Linked DNA regions of Homo sapiens: region 1 is linked to region 2. Evidence: read pairs that join two places in POLR2A ChIA-PET (ENCODE). Cell type or tissue: PC-9. All regions are shown on one strand. Links, peaks and the distances in the headings refer to the core of each region. The heading gives the core; the rest is flanking DNA. Region 1 has its middle 80 kb from the start of EXOC2. Region 2 overlaps LINC01622 (long intergenic non-protein coding RNA 1622).

What was found. Peaks named below come from ENCODE experiments on the same cell type or tissue, not always from the same donor. Only the 100,000 strongest peaks of a DNase experiment are listed, where the experiment ranks them.
Region 1: POLR2A ChIA-PET joins it to region 2 with 7 read pairs; 2 of 35 experiments call an interaction of 5 or more read pairs at or near these places.

The regions. Positions count from the first base shown.
Region 1 is chr6:770,495-775,873 of GRCh38, forward strand. No RefSeq gene overlaps it. Among named protein-coding and RNA genes, the nearest start is that of EXOC2, 80 kb to the left of the region's middle. In PC-9, for the core only: no CTCF peak of the experiment used is centred there; no DNase peak of the experiment used is centred there; H3K27me3 peaks cover 570 bases.
Region 2 is chr6:1,002,581-1,007,959 of GRCh38, forward strand. It overlaps LINC01622 (long intergenic non-protein coding RNA 1622), which reads right to left. Exons shown (of 4, transcript NR_027116.2): 2 at 2,818-2,948. Among named protein-coding and RNA genes, the nearest start is that of LINC01622, 96 kb to the right of the region's middle. In PC-9, for the core only: no CTCF peak of the experiment used is centred there; a DNase peak (open chromatin) is centred at 2,841.

The DNA.
Region 1 (5,379 bases), core at 173-5,172, 230 kb before region 2:
ACCATCTGCTCCGTAAAAACCTATTGAAATAAAAAATAAATAAAAATAATAATAAAAAAGTGGTCGCCTACAGCTTTGGCTTCCCCACATTTTGCTTTGTTAAGAAGAGCTCTTCAAACAAGCATAATTTCCTGATCCTCTGATCAGGCAAGGTGATAAAATAAAATGAGTATCAGATTGAGTTGGGAATGCTGGGACTTAGTCTTGAGTCTGCTGCTTCCTGTAATCATCTCTGAGCTTTAGTTTTCTCATTTTAAGATTAGCCTCAAATGAACGGCCTTTATTTGCTTCAGAGCATTATTGTGAAGATTCAGTTAACACCAGTTATAAAATACCACCGCTATCACTCTCTATCCCCCTCACATAACCTGTTAATTCTTATAGTTATTATTGTACCTGACCTTTTACTGGGTTATTCCGATCCTGAGGTACAATGGATGCTCCATGAACACAGAGACTATGTACATTTTGTTAACTTCTTTATTTCAAAAGCACATGGCAGTGCCTGACACAGAGTATGCACTAAATATAATTTAGTTAATGAAGAATGAAAATCTTTCTTTTTTCTCCTTCCTCCCTCCCTCCCTCCTTCCTTCCTTTCTCTCTGTCTCTGTCTCTCTCTCTCTCTCTCTCTCTGTCTCTCTCTGTCTCTCTCTCTCTCTCTCTCTCTCTCACTCACTTACCTTTCTTGGGAGACTTGTTACAGATTGAGAGTTAGGCCCAAAATGCTGGAATCAAGGAAGCCTTCTCATATTTGATTGATGATCTTTGTTTGTTTCTTTCCCATTGTACCTCAGTTATTCCATATTATCTTAAGACAAGATCAGTTGCATTCTCCTAAAATTTTCATTCAAGCTACTTGCTGTAACTATTGCTTTAAATATGTATCTCAGTGTCATGCATTCCTTGGTTATGTACATTTGCTAATATTGATGCCTTATAGAGGAGTGTTTTCCTTATCAGTAGAGAAATGTGTAGAAATTTTTGCTTGAACCTAAGAGAGTCTAAATTTTACAACACAAGTCATAAATAAAGCTACATCTTAGTATTACTATTTTTTAAATTTTATTTTAAGTCGTAGGGTACATATGAAGGATGTACAGGTTTGTTACATAGGTAAATGGTGTGCCATGGTGGTTTTCTGCACCTATCAACCCATCACTTAGGTATTAAGCCCCATGTGCATTACCTCTTTATCCTGATGCTCTTCTTCCCTAACATCCATGACAGGCCCCAGTGTGCATTGTTCCCCTCCCTGTGTCCATGTGTTCTCATTGTTCATCTCCCACTTATAAGTGAGAACATGCTGTGTTTGGTTTTCTGTTCCTGTGTTAGTTTTCTGAGGATAATGACTTCTGGCTCCATCCATGTCCCTGCAAAGGACATTATCTCATTCCTTTTTATGGCTGCATAGTATTCCATGGTGTATATGTACCACATTTTCTTTATCCAGTCTTTTATTAATGGGCATTTGGGTTGATTCTCTGTCTTTGCTACTGTGAATAGTGCTGCAGTGAACATATGCATGCATGTATTTTTATAATGGAATGATTTATAGTCCTTTGGGTATATACCCAGTAATGGATTGCTGGGTCAAATGGTATTTCTGGTTCTAGGTCTTTGAGGAATTGCCACACTGTGTTCCACAATGGTTGAACTAATTTACATTCCCACCAACAGTATAGAAAGTGTTCCTATTTCTCCACAGCCTCACCAGCATCTGTTGTTTCTTGACTTTTTAATAATCACCATTCTGACTGGCATGAGATGGTATCTTATTGTGGCTTTGATTTGCATTTCTCTAATGACAATGGTGTTGAGCTTTTTTTCATATGTCTGTTGGCTACATAAATGTCTTCTCTTGAGAAGTGTCTGTTCATGTCCTTTGCCCACTTTTTAATGGAGTTGTTTGTTTTTTTCTTCTAAATTTGTTTAAGTTCCTTGTAGATTCTGGATATTAGCCCTTTGTCAGGTGGATAGATTGCAAAAATTTTCTCCCATTCTGTAGGTTGTCTATTCAGTCTGATAGTTTCCTTTCCTGTGCAGAAGCTCTTTAGTTTAATTAGATCCCATTTGTCAATTTTTGCTTTTGTTGCAATTGCTTTTGACATTTTCTTCATGAAATCTTTGCCCGTGCCTATGCACTGAATGGTATTGCCTAGATTTTCTTCTAGGGTTTTTATAGTTTTGGGTTTTACATTTAAGTCTTTAATCCATCTTGAGTTAACTTTTGTATAAGGTATAAGGAAGGGGTCCATATTCAATTTTCTGTATATGACTAGCCAGTTCTCCCAGCACCATTTATTAAATAAGGAATCCTTTACCCATTGCTTGTTTTTGTCAGGTTTGTTGAAGATCAGATGGTTGTAGATGTACAGTCTTATTTCTGAGTTTTCTATTCTGTTCCATTAGTCTATGTGTCTGTTTTTGTACTAGTACCATGCTCTTTTGGTTACTGTAGCCTTATAGTATAGTTTGAAGTTGGATAACATGATGCCTCCAGCTTTGTTCTTCTTGCTTAGGATTGTCTTGGCTATATGGGCTCTTTGTTGGCTCCATATGAATTTTAAAATAGTTTTTTCTAATTCTGTGAAGAACGTCATTGGTAGTTTAATGGGAATAGCATGAATCTATACATTACTTTGAGCAGTATGACCATTTTCACAATAATGATTCTTCCTATCCATGAGCATGAGATGTTTTTCCATTTGTTTGTGTCCTGATTTCCTTGAGCAATAGTTTGTAGTCTCCTTGAAGAGGTCCTACACTTCCCTTGTTAGTTGTATTCCTGTGTATTTTGTTCTCTTTGTAGCAATTGTGAATGGGAGTTCATTTATGATTTGGCTCTCTGCTTGTATGTTGTTGATGTATAGGAATGCTTGTGACTTTTGCACACTGATTTTGTATCCTGAGACTTTGCTGAAGTTGGTTATTAGCTTAAGAAGCTTTTGAGGCTGGTCACAGTGGCTCACACCTATAATCCTAGCACTTTGGGAGGCTGGGGCAAGCAGATTGCCTGAGCTCAGGAGTTCGAGACCAGCCTGGGCAACACAATGAAACCATGTCTCTACTGAATTACAAAAAATTATCTGGGCGCGGCAGCATGTGCCTGTAGCCCCAGCTACTCGGGAGGCTGAGGCAGGAGAATTGCTTGAACCCAGGAGGTGGAGGTCGCAGTGAGCCAAGATCGCACTGCTGCACTCCAGCCTTGGCGACAAAGTGAGGCTCCATCTCAAAAAAAAAAAAAAAAAAAAAAAGAAGAAGAAGCTTTTGGGCTGACATGATGAGGTTTTCTAGATATAGGATCATGTCATCTGCAAACAGAGACAATTTGACTTCCTCTCTTCCTATTTGAATACCCTTTATTTCTTTCTCTTATCTGATTGCCCTGGCCAAAACTTCCAATACTGTGTTGAATAGGAGTGGTGAGAGAGGGCATCCTTGTCTTGTGCCGATTTTCAAGGGGAATGCTTCCAGCTTGTGCCCATTCAATAAGATATTGGCTGTGGGTTTGTCATAAATGGCTGTTATTATTTGAGGTATGTTCCTTCAATACCTAGTTTATTGACAGAAAGCTACATCTTAAATAGAATCTTTATAAAAGTACAACTGATGTCCTCTGTTGCCTAAGAAATGATTTAGGATGCTCTGAAATGTACCAACTCTCATAGAAGACAATAGTGCATGTGATAAGGCTGGTAAGAGTCCTAAGGACCATGGCCACTAGGTTCACAAGCCCCTGGAGGAAGACCAGGTCATTTCTGTTGGTGAGGAAGAGGAAAACCACACTGAGAAGGTAGGATTCAAGCTGGGCCTTCAAAGTTGAGCATGGGTATTATGTTTTTAATAGATGAAGGGTGAGAGAATACATTGAAGGCAAGTAACGCTTGTTAGTTCAGCCAGTAATTAGGTCAAAGAATAGAACAACAGGGAGGGGAAAATGAGTCTCACAGGAAAGCCTGACAAGTCAAGAAATGTGGGAGGGAGTCTGGGGACAGCATGGTTAATGGCCTCTTCTGACACAAGTGCACGAAGCTAGCAGAAAGGGTCCTGGGGAAACTGAGGCACATCCTAATTACCTGCCTTGATAGGGACTCCATGCTTCTATGAATGAAGACTGAGCCCACCTGCATTTTTCCTTTTTCGTGCTCTTACAACTCATCTTCAAGCCTGTTTTCTCAAAACCCACTCCCAAGCTAGATGTTATCTCTGCCAAAATTATGAAATTATTTGTGGGAATCTAAAATCAGAATTTCACATTTTAAAAAACTTTTATTTCTAATGAATTGTTTGTATTTGTTTTTGTCTCTTCCTTTGGGCCTTGAAATCATCTTGAACATGGATTCTGTTGCCTGGCAGATGAGCTGTCCCCAACAGCTGGGACTCAGGGGACTTTCCTCCAGGTTAACAGCAGTGGACTTCTCAGCACCCTTTAGGTCGCTGTTGTTTAATCAACTATCAACGTCTCCTTACACTTTAATTCCTCCCTCCTTTGTCAAGTCAAACACTTTGAGGAAATCACACTGCCTGTGTCCTTCTGATCTACAGGTCTCATGGCCCCATCAAAAATTCAATGAACTTGTTTGGTTGGATGCCTCCTTTATTACTTTTAAAATACAACAAAGCTGTCAATAAATTATTCCATCATCGCTTTTCAAGGTATCCATATTAAATGTAGCAGTCTAGAACGCTAAATTCATTGCCTTGACCTTTCTTATATAAAATACGGACATTTGTGTGTCTCCAGTGTTCAGGCATCCCTCTTTCTTTAGTGGAATTCCTCAGATATTACGAAAAGTGGTGATTATATGAAATTTGTCAATTAAAGGTACCAGGTAAAGGATTTTCAGGTGTCCAAGCACACGAATGAGGTTGTGGGCACCTTGCGGTGCGTCTGAGGTTTTGGCTCTCCGTGCCCACATTCCTGCAGTGCGTCTGAGGTTTTGGATCCCCGTGCCCACATTCCTGGGAGCGGCACTCAGTGGCAGCAGTAAGATCCAGGCCACCTCGCGGTCGGTTCCCAGGATGCCCCTCTGCCTGCTCCTGGGGAGATCACGGGAAACGAAGGGCGATTGAAGGCGTCACACCCTGGTAGGAATTTTCCAATATAAATCCAGTAACTGTTTCCATGATGGCCTAAAAAAGAAGAGTCTGGAATCAATTTGTCACTTTTTCTGTGCCTCCCCAACTCTGACTTATTTTTTTGATGGGTCGTTTTTCATTATGTATTGATGGAGGATTTGCCTTTGTAGGGCAGTGCCGCACTAGGCCAGTGTACCCTGAGGCAAATGTGCACCTACAGAGAGATCAGTCCCTGCATTGCAGGTGTACAAATTATGAAATCGGGCCCCTCCCATGCTAACAAGGGTCTCATCCTGT
Region 2 (5,379 bases), core at 195-5,194:
CCAGAGGGGGCCCCCAAACTCACCCCTTACTCCTCACCTGGAGCTTTTGCTTAAAGAATAGATTTTCTTTAAAACAATGCCTCCATGCCAAAAGGGGCAACTAGGAAATTAGAAGCCCCATATGCTATGTATTTACTTTTTTAGAGCATACTCTATCTTGCATACTTTTCTCTTTTACCAGCCAAGACTAACCTACAAAGCACCTTATATTTTTCAAGAGAAAAATAATGTTTTTTAGGAAATTGACTAGGCACAAATTATATCAAAAGCAGTATTTGAGGTGCTATAATTTTTGCCTAGATTTTTTCTTTTTAAAAAACTTTTTAATGTTTTATATTTCAGACTTATGGCTTTTCACTTAGGGTGAAAAATCTCTGTTCATCCTTCATTCAGCTTTCTCAAATATTAACACCCATAACCACAGCCATGATCAAAGTCAGCAAGTTAACAATGATCACACTATTAACTAATCTGTAGACTTCGTTCAAACGTCTCTCTCCCCCACCTCCCTCTCTCTCCCTTTCTCTCTCTGCCTCTTCCTCTCCCTCCCTGTCTTTCTCCCTATCTCTTCCTCTCTCCCTCCCCGCCATCCTTCCCTGTCTTCTCTCCCCCTCTCCCTCCCTCTCTCTCGTTCTGTCTCCCTTCTCGCTCCGTCTCTCCCTGTCTCCCCTCCGTCTCTCTCTCTCTCTCCTCCTCCGCGTTGGTTTTACATGGTCCTGTTGCAGACCTTCTTCCTCAAGAAAGTGAAGGGAACGTGGAGGGGCTGGACTGACTCTCTTCGCTAGTTCTGGCTTCGAAGACTCATAGAAGGACCCTGATGCGTAGATGAACAATGACCTCAGACAAGGTCAACCAGCTCCCGCCAAAGAACAGAGTACCGGGCCCTGGGACCCCTGCACAGGTACGGGCCAGAAAACCAGCGAACCTTCTTCACCTCACAGCAGCTTCCCTGTCAGCGTGGCCTCCCTTCCGGCTCCACAATGGCGGGCCCGGAACAGACCTCCTGACTCCTCCCACTCCGTATCTACTTATCAGGAAGTCGGACCAGCTCTACCCCTAAAACCCACCTCTCTCCACATCCACACGAGCCCGCCACCTCGTCTAGGCCACAGCCTTGCCTGGACTGAGGCAGGGACCTCCTTAGGAGCCTTTCCGGGTTCACTCTTGAGCCGCTACATCCGTTCCCTGACGCAGCTGCCAAGGTGACTTCTGAAGCAAAGCATCTCATCAAAGGGCTTTGCTTTGTGCTGGCCGGAAAGTCCAGCTCCTCCCTGAGGACGACAGACCCCCCGGCGATCAGGACCCTGGCCACTTCTCAGACTTTAGCGCATCCACTCCCAGCACCCCGCAAGACCCTCGCTCGCCCGCCTGCTCACCCACTAAGTCCTGCGGGCTCCCAGCACCCCGCAAGACCCTCGCTCGCCCGCCTGCTCCCGGCACCCCGCAAGACCCTCACTCGCCCGCCTGCTCACCCACTAAGTCCTGCGGAGCTCCTGCTGCTCTTTGCCCTTCTGGCTCCCCTGCCAGGCCCCTCCTGGGTCTTCCTCACTCCCACCCCCACCCCATGTGCAGCCTGTCACTGTTTCCACAGCCCCCTCTGCAGGTATTCACAGCACTATCTCTAATGGGGGTTACCTTGTGCAGTTAATTGTTTGCTTGTTTTCGGTCTTACCACGACTTTAAGATTTGCAATGAAAAAATACAGGAAGAAAGAAAAAGAGAATAGCTAAGGAAGAGAAAGTGAGCCAGGGAGGCTCCAGGTAGGGACTTTATTTCAGAGTTGATTTTAGACATTTAGAATATCTGTGTAACAGTATTTGAAATTCTTTCACACGTTTAAAATAAATTTGAATTAATCAGAAGAAAAATTGGTTCCGTAAGAAAGTACTTCTGCTAGAAATAGCTCTACAGTTTGTAATTCTTATTTGTATTGAAAAACAGAACGAGTTAACTCTTTATATTAAATAGTCATTGTTCAGAAAGGAAAAATGAATTGAAAAGAGCTTTAATAACTTGATTTGCAAATTTGGGAAGAGGGGTGAGTTAGTGGTATCATGTCTCGTAGGGAGGAATTTTATTTATTTTATTTTATTTTTTCAAAACGGAGTCTTGCTCTGTCGCCCAGGCTGGGGTGCAGTGGCATGATCTTGGCTCACTGTAACCTCTGCCTCCTAGGTTCAAGCGATTCTCCTCCCTCAGCCTCCCAAGTAGCTGGGATTACAGGCGTTCGCCACCACGCCCCACTAATTTTAGTATTTTCAGTAGAGATGAGGTTTCGCCATGTTGGCCAGGCTGGAGGAATTTTATTTTAAAAGGTCATTTTAGAAAATAAAAAGCAAAACAAAATTAAAAACTCTGCGTTAGGAACTTCTGTCCTATAAGATACTCATTTTAAATGCAAAAATGTTCATGATGACTAATATCTAACCTATGAAATACTTTCTCACCTCCACAACTTTCATTTCTCTCTCTGTTTTTTCACACACACAGACACATACACACACAGAGACACACACACACACACACACACCCCAGGCACCCCTTGATAAAGATATAAGTGGCCCCTGTTGAGAGATGTGTGCTTCGGCCAAACGCCCAGGTCTCAGTCAGTAAGGAGGTAGCAGGCCCTGGGAACCACACTGAACTCAGGTTTCCTTGCTTGCAGAAGTTATTCAGTGCTTTTCTCCTTCCAGGAAACTGAAGTAACAAATGATTTTTCTGATTTGGGGATGCATGAACATATTTTGTCAAAAAGTGGCCGTATAAGATGGGGATTTTCTTTCCTACGAGATAAAAGCAATTCACATACACACAGACCTGATTCTGAGATGCGTCATCCTTTGAACGTGAATTCCTGTGGTTTTCGGAGTTCGTCCTGGAGAAGGGCTAGGTTGATCTGTCTCCTCAGAGCAGACTGCACAGCCTTCCCGAAGAAAAACATGCAGGGCCTAAAATATGAAAATATGGAAAAATTAAGGTTAAAGTCCACTGGACAGCAAGAGTTCCCCTGTTCCCGGGTATTTTCAAGACTCTCTTAAATGAAGGATTTGGATGTTGGAGTTCCTTCTCTTGCATCTTCCTTCCTTTGTTAAACATGTGCCAGACCCACTCCAGGGAACCAGCTCCCTAGAGAATGGCTGACTCCAGGGCTGAGGCAGGAAAAGTACAGGATCAGCCCCAAAGTAAGGAACTGCTCAAAACATGATGGGGACAAAAGGAAACAAGGACTAGTTTGAAGGAGCTGCCACTGGGCACACATGAGACAAATTGAGCTTGAAAATGGCTCATGAAGGTAGTGGGTGACAACTCACTGGACAAAGAAACCAACCTGTGAGTACAGAATGCTGGCAGAAAACAAGCAAGTGAAGGGGTGGGATCCATGAGAAAGCCTCTCCTTATAGAAGGCCAACTGATAAAGGAGTCAGAAAATGACTGCTTTGAAACCACCATAATAATTGTTGGCCCGGGCAAAGATCGTCGCTGAATATTAATATCATTCAGTGGAATTGTGGGGTGATATTTACAGTTGCCTAGTGCCTGCTCTTAAATTCCTTCCTATCCAAGATAGAAGGTGCCTTTCCAGAAGATAACTCTGGATGACACCACCTTAACCAAGTGATACCCAAACTGAGACGTCAGCAAAACAAAAAGACCCTGAGCACTTCAGAAACGAACTTTCAGCCTCATGGAACAAAGAAAGGCTAAGGACTGCTCCTGATTAAGGAAGTCTAAGGGGACATGACACCTAAATGCGACGCATCACCCTAGATTGGATTTTGTGTTGAGGGGAAAAAGTTGCTTTTAAGGCAATTTTGTAACCATCAACAAAATTTGAATATTCACCACATATTAGATAATAGCATTGTGTCAATGTTAAGTTTTCTAAATTTGATAATTGCACTGTAAATGTGTAGAATATAGAGATGGAGAGAGTTGGCATGGCTAAGTATCAATGGTGGGAGAATAGAGGGGAAGAGCATATAATCATTAACTTGTAATATTCTTGCAACTTTGCTGTAGGTTCTGAATGTTTTCAAAATAAAAAGTTTAATTAAAAATCTTAAGAGAAGTTGAATGAAGAATAATTTCTTTCTGAAATTACGACTATTTCACAGTAATATGTGCTTTTGTAACAATATTTGAAAGGTGATTGAAAAAATGAAAGGTATCTGTTCTTTTGCCACACATACTTAACATTGCAAACATTTAGAATGAATTTAGAAATAAATATATTTATTTGGGATCCCTTGAGGGCAGGAGTTCAAGGCCAGCCTGGGCAACATAGTGAGACACTGTCTCTACTACAAAATAAATTTAAAAATTAGCCAGGCATGGTAGCATGCCCATAGTCCCAGCTACTCAGGAAGCTGAGGCAGGAGGATCACTTGAGCCCGGGAGTTTGAGGCTGCAGTGAGCTGTGACTGTGCCACTGCACTCCAGCCTGGGCGACAGAGCAGCACTCTCCGGAGGAGAATGGTGTGCCAGGTACGTGCCAGGTACCTGTTCGCGGGAGGGTTTCAACCCCTCGGCTCTCCTCCTGTCTGACTCTTCTGTGATCTTCCAAGCACTCTTTCTTGCACATCAGGTGCAAATACCCAGTATGCCTACTCCCAGAGCATGCTGGAGTGTCTTCTGGGAAGCGCAGAAGCAAAGTCAAGTTTGTTGTACAAGCACAGGCCCAGCGTGGCTGTGGCTGTTCATCATTCTCACAGGATAGCGGGATGTTTTAAACTCAGCTGGTGAAGTGAACTCTGAGAATGGTCCTAAGCCATTCACAGCTACCTGTTTGAAGATGGTGAATCAAGGCCAAGTCAAGTGAGATGGGGTGCAGCCTGACAGGCTCCCCCAGCTGGAGGGTGGCTCACAGCAGGGTTCAGGGTCCCCATGTGCATGGCCTGCTCCTCAAAAAGCAATGAAATGCTACGTTAGGGCCATTGTTCAGACTTGAGGCCCCAGAGTTATGCTTCCCTGACTAGAAGAGACGAAAACCTTGCCCTGACGGATGGAGGAATGAAACTGTTGATTATCGTCAGTTGTTTACTTGGTGCCAGAGGAGACATAGGTCAGTTTCATCTATGTTATCTAACAACAGATGTATATAAGAAAAAAGCAGAGAGGGAAGACAGCAATGCAGGCAGTTTGCACACTTGGGATCAGCTTATTTGCTGTCAGCTGGCAAGGAGATCCACGAGGAGCAGGTCAGCTGGGATTCCAGCAGAAGTGCCTCCAGGTGTTGATGGACTTTGCAGAAACCTTGCAATGAGCTTTGGCACACACGTGTCAAGCCATCCCTGTGTCTGCCAGTGTCTGGTCAGCAACTGCACTTCAGTGAGGCCGTCTCTGCCCATTTCCCCCATCGTGCTTTCCAACTATGAGCCT